2 separate regions of the Homo sapiens genome follow, and region 2 is linked to region 1. Evidence: chromatin contacts called from ENCODE Hi-C or POLR2A ChIA-PET data. All regions are on one chromosome and are shown on one strand. The core of a region is the stretch at or near the end of the contact, and the rest is flanking DNA. Distances in the headings are between cores, read along the strand shown. Region 1 overlaps ECPAS (Ecm29 proteasome adaptor and scaffold). Region 2 holds the start of ZNF483 (zinc finger protein 483).

Region 1 (3,926 bases), core at 1,047-3,546:
AACAAAATGAAAGCTGAATGAATTAGATAACAAAATCTTAGGTCCATTTTCGTCAAAGATACACAAGTACAAAACAGGTGAAATTTATTCACAGATGATCTAAAACAAGGGTCAGCAAACTTCTGTAAAAAAACAAAAAGGCTTTATGGGCCATTTGGTCTCTGCTGCAACTACTCCACTCTGCCACTGCAGTACAAAGGCAGCAACAGACAATACACAATGAATGAGCGTGGCTGGGTTCCAGTAAAACATGGACACGACAATGTTTGTGTCATGAAACATTATTCGTTTCTTGATTTTTTTTTCCACATTTAAAAATGTAAAAACCATTCTTAGCTTGCAAACCATACAAAAACAGGAGGCAGGCCCTATTTGGACCTTTGACTATAGCATGACAACCTCTCATCTAAAACATCAAAGTTCAATAAAATCATTTTAAAATCAGTCAATATTCATAAGAAATAAAAAAACCTTTTTAAACTAAAAGCAATTTCATAAGACCAGACTATCCAGAAATGTGCAAAACTCACACCTCCTGGCAAATTTCATTCATGTTTTCACACTTAAAGACATAATTTTTACATTTTTACCATCATTCAAGCTGTATTTTCCAAAAAAAGAACCGCAATATGTAGCACATGGAGATACAGAAAACTGTATGGGCCAACACTTATACAAAAAAAAAAATTATTCATTATTTATCTGAAATTCAAATTTAACTGAGTATCTTGTATTTTTATTTTCCAAACCTGGCATCCCTTTTGGTGTGGCCATGGGACAGGGACACCCTCATACATGACTGTTAGAAGTGTACATTGGTACCACACACGGAGGGTGTGGCATTACCTATGAAAATTACAAAAACACATGTCCTCTGATACAGCTATTCCACTTCTAGGGAATCCATCTAAAACATATACTTCCTCAATATGCAAGATGATAGATTATTCATTGCAGCAGAATGGAAGTACTCTAAATGACCATCTATAAAGATCTAGAATACATGATAGTACATTCATACAATAAAAACTGAGGCTGTTAAAGAAGATGCTCTCTCCATAGTTGTAGTGGAATAGTTCTCTACTATTAAGTGAAAGAATGTATAAAACAGTATGAATAGTATGCTGCTTTTGATAAAAAGATGGGACAAAAATTTTAAATGCATGTTTTTATGTGTATGTACATAAGTAAACTCTAGAAAGCATGCCATATATAAGTGGTCACTTATATATGTTTGTCAGAGGGGAGAGGAAAGGACAAAAATTAGAAGGCTTGGGTAGGTTGGAGATGGTTACGGAAAGGAGACATTTTACATAGTTTTTATTTAAACTACACAAATCTATTGCTTATTTTTTCAAAAAAAAAAAACTTTTGAAACAGAAAAGGAACTTTTTTTTACTCCTATGCTTCTCAATTCATCTCCCAATCTCCTCCAGATGTGTCAATGAGACATAGTGACCTACATGCTTCCCAGTAAGTGTCTGATGATAAGAGAGTTTTCAAAACGACCTAAAGGCAGAAAAGGTCATAGGGATCCCGCTGGCAGGAAAAAGAAATCATGAAGTTAAGGTCTGAAATAGAATTTTTTTTAAAAAAAGGTACATGCAGAACATACCTTTATCCATTCTGTTTTGTCTACAAATTTGGTAGCCAGCTTTTCTGGATACACTGACACAGCTTCCAATAGACAGTACATAACCGGCAAACCTAAATAAGAATTCAGAATCACCTTAAATTTCAAGAAAAGTAATGAACATACAGGGATCACTAAATTCCTTTAAAGTATAAGGCCACTGCTTTAGCACACATTCTTTCGGTTCTATTAAAAAAAAAAAAAAGAAAACCTACACAACCTAAATATAGTATGTGATTCACTACAGCAAATTTACAGATGAGCTATCTATAAAAAGGATATCCTGTTCTTCACATCCACTTCCGAAGTAAAAATGTATTTATCTATTGTTAGCATTTCTTTCCGAAAAAAGAAGTAGTGTATCCAGAATGAATCAGGTAAGTTTAAAAAGAAACAAAGGCTAATGTTCAGTTACAGAAGAAAAAGAATAATTTTGCTATAAATTCTTAGCAAAGTTTAAAATTAGATTTTTGCTTAAGTGCTTCAGTATCTTTCCTTCGCGTCACATATTCCTACCTCCAACACCTGCTAACAGCTGCTGAAGCAGGCCAATGTAGATCTGGACAGGGTTAGTCTCCCCACTCTTGTTAGATGATGAGGGTGCCATCTGCCCGCTTGACATTAAAGTCCGTATGTAGCGCCCAATGGCTGGGGCATGATCCTGCATATCAGCCAAACTCTGAGAGGTGGGCACCACCCCCGCACTGTGCGCAAGGCACATGCGCAAGTACAGAACGATCTACAAACAGAACGGAGAGGAAGACTGCATAAGCTTCTCGAAAAGTCAGTGTGGGAAGGTACTCTTCAAAGTAACAATTTCTAGTTTTGATTCACCCACACTTCTTTATAAAGCTATTCCAATCCTCATGGAAGGCAGAAAATATGCCATAATGGAGCAAAATTTGTATAATAAGGTTTGCAAATCCAAAGAATTTTTTAAGATTGTTAAAATACAAACTGAACTTTTAAAGTCAGAAATTGGAGCTGGAGGCTGTTATCCTTAGCAAACTAACGCAGGAACAGAAAATCAAATACCACATGTTCTCACTTATAAGTGGGAGTTAGATGATAAGAACTTCTGAACGCAAAGAAGCAAACAACAGACACTGGGGTATACTTGAGGAGAGAGGGTGGGAGGAGGGAGAGGAGCAGAAAAGATAACTATGGGGTATTGGGCTTAATATCTGGGTAATGAAATAGTATATACAACAAACCCCCATGACACATATTTACCTATATAACAAACCTTCACATGTACCCTCGAACCTAAAATAAAAGTTAAAAATTATAATAAAAATCATTATTTTTTAAAAGCCGTGTGTGTGTGTGTGTGTGTGTGTGAGAGAGAGAGAAAGACAGAGAGAGAGGAAAGAAATCTGAAGTAAATGGCCTATTACTCCTGCAGAATTCCAGTTGTGTTTACTCCATTGACACAAGAATCTGAGAAAATGGGTTCAATTCATCTACAGAAAAATAGATATAACACCATAAAAACCTCTGATATAGACCAGACACAGTGGCTCACGCCTGTAATCCCAACACTTTGGGAGGCTGAGGCAGGAGGACTGCTTTAGCTCAGGAGTTCAAGACCAGCCTGGGAAACATGGTGAAACCCATCTCTACCAAAAAGATAACAGAATTAGCCAGGGGTGGTGGTGCACGCCTGTAGTCATGGCTACTCAGGAGACTGGGACGGAGGTTCACTTGAGCCCAGGAGGCAAGGTTGCAATGAACCGAGATCACGCCATTCACTGTACTCCAGCACGGGCAACAGAGTGAGACTCCTTCTCAAAAAAAAAAAAAACCAAACAAACAAAAAAAACAACCCTTACATAAACAGGCTGCCAAGGAGTCCATCCTCTGGAAGCTTTTTCATTGATCGTTAAAATAGGATAGGCAGCAAATTCACTGTGAATATTCTTAATCCGAACAAGATCACCTCTTGTAATTTACCTAGAGCAAGTCAATAATCTAAAAAACAGAATTTCCCTTAATAAGTGTGATCAATTTAATCCTCTCCAACCTTCAAAACTAAATAACCCTAACAACCTCAACAACAGGTTGGCTTTAAAACCCAAATCTAACTTGCTGCAAAATCCCAATAGTAATCACTACAGAACATCCAGTTTTTTCACAAAAAGAATCTCACTGAGATAAATATATTTACATACTTCACTATGAATTAAAATAATACCAATTTCCCAATACTTTTTTTTTAAATAAACAACCCGATGAAGAACAATGACACCACAATATGGGTTTACCTAAAACACAACAAAATGACAGACCCCTC
Region 2 (3,926 bases), core at 373-2,872, 110 kb after region 1:
ATGCCATGGGACTCGGGACTGAGAAAACTTTTGTCTTCATTCTCAGCCCTGTTTCTTTTTTTTCTCTTTTTTTTTTTTTGAGACGGAGTTTCACTCGTTACTCAGGCTAAAGCGCAATGGCCTGATCTCAGCTCTTCACAACCTCCACCTCCCGGATTCAAGTGATTCTCCTGCCTCAGCCTCCCGAGTAGCTGGGATTATAGGCATGTGCCACCACACCTGGCTAATTTTTTGTATTTTTAGTAGAGACAGGGTTTCTCCGCGTGGGTCAGGCTGGTCTCAAACTCCCGACCTCAGGTGATCCACCCGCCTCAGCCTCCCAAAGTGCTGGGATTACAAGCATGAGCCACCGCGCCCGGCCATTCTCAGCCCTGTCTCTTCAGCTTGACTTGCTGCCTGTGATAAGCCCACTCCTTTTGAGAGGAGTGGTTCATTTAGTTGAGCTTGCTCTGCCCTTTTGAAGTCTCAGGGCCTTGAATCACCTTGCTCCTTCAGTCTAGAATGAATCTAGTCTTTCTCTCCTAACTCCACCCCTTCAGGGATCATCCAGTTATTAGAACCCTCCAAACAATTTTTCTGGAGTTCTTTGGCCCTTTTTGCAATGCCCCCAATAATCCATGCAAATACTCATTCATAAGCTCAACAAATATCTATTGAGTGCCTGCCATGGGCCAAGTCCTGTTCCAGGACCTAAACACACAACCTAGAACAAATGAAATAAAAATACTTACTCTTCTGAAATTAGTATTCTACTGGAGAAGGCGGACAAGTAGTAAAAAAAAAAATTAACAAACCTATAGGGCATGTTAGAAGAGGAAACAAGAGTAAGGTGGGATTCCTATTTAAGTGGAATGGTGGGAGAGCTTCATTGAGAAGACCTGAAGGGATGAGAGAGCGGGCCGTATGGCCACTTAGGGAAGGAGCAGGTCAGCCGGAAGTACCTGGCAGGTTACAAGAAGAGGAAGGGGTCTATCAAGATTGGAGCAGGAAAGTGGGGAAGAGGTGCGGGAGGTTACAGGGGCTAGATTCCATCAGGCCTTGTAGGCCACTATAAAGACTTGGGTTTTAACTCTGAGTGAAATGGGAAACCATTGCAGGGTTTTAAGCAAAGGAGGGTCATAATTTGACGTTTTTAAAACGTCCGTCTGGCTGTGGAGAATAGCCAAGAGAAGTAAGGTATAATCAAGAAGCTATTGCAATAATCCAGGTGAGCCATGAGGGTGGACTGGACCATGGGGGCAGGTGTGGAAGTCATAAGATTAATATGTGTTTAACTCAAGTTGTGGCATTAATTATGGCTTGCATTAAATGCATCGGTAATATGCTTCTGCGGTGGATTTTTCCACCTTAGATTTCAGGGAATGGAAGTGATGGGAGCGGGTAGGGAAGGTCTGAGGTTACTAAACAGATGGAGCCTCCTGGATCTGCAAACCTCATACGATTCTAGGCCTCTGAGCCTCTGGCGCAGCAATAATTCTGCAGCCGAGCCCACTAGCCGCTTCCCAGTGACCATGCGCAACAGGCAGGTGGGAGCCTATGGAAAGCGCGGACTTTCGGAAAGCTGCACGAGCGCGTTCGGGGAGTCCGGTTCAGCGCCTCTGCGCAGGCGCAGTGGTTCCCGCAGGCTTGCGCGCGCACTCGCTGCGGGACAAGCTTCTGGAAGCTCTTTGCGGTGGCGTTGGTGCTGTTTGCGGATGCTGATGCAGGTACTGGTCGTCCCGGGCCCCGAGTTTCGGGGCCGTGGCCGGGTCGCCGGCTCCGAGGGCGCACTTGGGGCGGGATGGGGGCCGGGAGCAGCCTACCAACGGGCTGTGCGCTGCGCTGCTGCTGCTTCTGTGGGAGGTGCGCACTCCGCTGCGGGATGGGGCTGTTGGCTTCCCTCCATCCCTCCCTGCGCCACTTGGGCACTGTTGACATTTTGGGCGGGATAATGCCTTGTTTTGTTTGTGGTGTGGCGGTGAGGGGGAGGCTCTCCCGTTGTGGCAGGATGTTTAACAGCGTCACTGGTTCTGCCCGTTAGATAACAGTACCACCTCTCGTCCTAGTCGAGCTAACCAAAAATGTGTCCAGACATTGCCAGAGGACCGCTGGGGGGTGAAATCTCTCCTTTTTTCTTCCCTCTGGTTGAGATCCTCTGGCTGCGTCACATTTTCACCGGGCCTCCTATGTAAACTCCCTGTAGACGGAGCCGAGTGTCTTAGTCATCGCGGAGCCCCAGGTGCTCAGCACGGCGCCAGGTACGTGGTGGGCGCCTAATATTTGGCAGAGGAATAAATGACGTCATGCTGCTGTGTGCCGGGCGCTGTACTCGGAAGTGGGTTGTTATTGGTATGGTAGTTGCAATGCGAGGCTGTCACATCCTTCACTTGTCGCATTGTAGTCCCGCTCCGGCTGTATTGTCATTTCCTGGACCCTCTGTGAGCGTGAGGACCCTTTCAGGCCTGTCCACGCCTGGCCCCGCAGCTCATGGCCCCTGGTCTCGTTCCAGCTCATTGTAGTTGCTCCGTCACTTATAGAATGAATGAATGAATGCAACACAGGGCAGTCTGTGTGCAAAGGAGTGCTTTGGGATCAAGCAGAGCATCACACCAGAAGTGACAGTTGAAAGGAGTCAGGCTTTAAAGACGAATAAAAGTTTGGTAGGAGAAAGAAAGCAACATTCCGAGGAGAGGGAATAGCCTTGGTGCAAAGGCTAGGAGAGTATGTAGAGAGAGAGGAGATACTAATTTATGGCTGTAGTGTCAATCGGGTAGCTAGAGCTCAAGAGGTGAGGTCATCAGACAGTGTCTCTAGATCACAATGCCATGGTCCCTGCATGTGAACTTTATCGAGAGACAGTTCGGTGGCTGGTGAGGGACTGTAAGCCGGGGAGTGATAAGATCATATTTTGCATGTTAGAAGGAATTTTTTGGCCACAGTGTGAGACTGGAGTGAAGAACCCTGTACTTAGGCAGTTTCAGAAGGATAGAATGGAGAGGTTCTTAGGAAATAAAATCGCCAGAACTTGGCGATTGATGGGAGAAGTAAGGAGGAAGAGAAATTTGAAAGTCAAATATTAAATTGGGCTTCTGAGTTGAGCAACTAGTGAGAAATGTGTGCCCTTTCATTAAGAAAGGGTAGGAGTTGTTAAATAGCTTTGTGACTGGGTCCCCTTGTGAACCTTTTCTGATAACATTTTGTTTAGGAGGAGTATTCAATCTAAAGCAACTGTTTCCTTAACCCTTAAGTAGCTCCCTGGTTTTTGACTATAAAGAAAATTATGGCTGGGCACAGTGGCTCACGCCTGTAATCCTGACACTTTGGGAGGCTGAGGTGGGTGGATCGCCTGAAGTCAGGAGTTCAAGACTAGCCTGGCCAACATGGCGAAACCCCGTCTCTACTAAAAATACAAAAATTAGCCAGGCATGGTGGTGGGCGCCTATAATCCCAGCTACTCAAGAGGCTGAGGTAGGAGAATCACTTGAACCCAGCCGGGGCAGAGGTTGCAGTGAGCCGAGATCGCACCACTTCACTCCAGCCTGGGCACCAAGAGCGAAACTCCGTCTCAAAAAAAAAAAGAAAGAAAGTTATCCTTTTAATTGAGCAGGGCTTTTCTAGGCCTTTGCTGGTATGTGTGTGGATATATTTCTCTGAACCAAACCAAGAACGATGTTTTTAGGACTAACAACAGTTTTTTTACTTATTTAATGCCTTAATATTTCTTCTTGACAGTTTCTGCAGGACTGTAAACTGGATTCCTGGAACCTTTGATATTCCTGGCTGTGTATAGTGCCTGTTGGTGGACTGTACTGATACTCAACTAGAGTGTGAAGGGACTGGATTCCTGCCCCTGAGACACAATGCAAGCTGTAGTGCCCTTGAACAAGATGACAGCCATCTCACCAGAACCTCAAACTCTGGCCTCGACTGAACAAAATGAGGTCCCA

Evidence for each region. Hi-C counts contacts between places; a loop is a spot of excess contacts on that map. ChIA-PET counts read pairs that join two places held with the same protein, here RNA polymerase II (POLR2A). Pooled maps may share reads with other maps.
Region 2: a loop to region 1 is called in a map of dorsolateral prefrontal cortex, with 10 times the contacts of the local background. The contact joins the promoter of ZNF483 here to the enhancer-like site in region 1. A Hi-C loop is called at or near these places in 5 of 168 maps with a recorded cell type or tissue (dorsolateral prefrontal cortex, head of caudate nucleus, naive thymus-derived CD4-positive, alpha-beta T cell and 1 more) and 8 of 50 pooled maps. POLR2A ChIA-PET finds 5 or more read pairs at or near these places in 2 of 52 experiments (PC-3 and activated CD4-positive, alpha-beta T cell).

What each region holds. Positions count from the first base shown.
Region 1 is chr9:111,412,280-111,416,205 of GRCh38, forward strand. ECPAS (Ecm29 proteasome adaptor and scaffold) reads right to left here. Exons shown (of 50, transcript NM_001364929.1): 19 at 2,150-2,372; 20 at 1,616-1,707. Among named protein-coding and RNA genes, the nearest start is that of ECPAS, 70 kb to the right of the region's middle. Within about 2 kb of position 2,297, at least 2 of the 41 ENCODE cell types and tissues checked have a DNase peak (open chromatin) inside an H3K27ac peak, as active enhancers do; they include dorsolateral prefrontal cortex, where a contact is called at or near this core.
Region 2 is chr9:111,523,557-111,527,482 of GRCh38, forward strand. It overlaps ZNF483 (zinc finger protein 483), which reads left to right and starts at 1,623. Exons shown (of 6, transcript NM_133464.5): 1 at 1,623-1,706; 2 at 3,712-3,926. The coding sequence starts at 3,840. RefSeq lists a silencer at 1,526-1,875 and enhancers at 1,976-2,175, 2,287-2,786.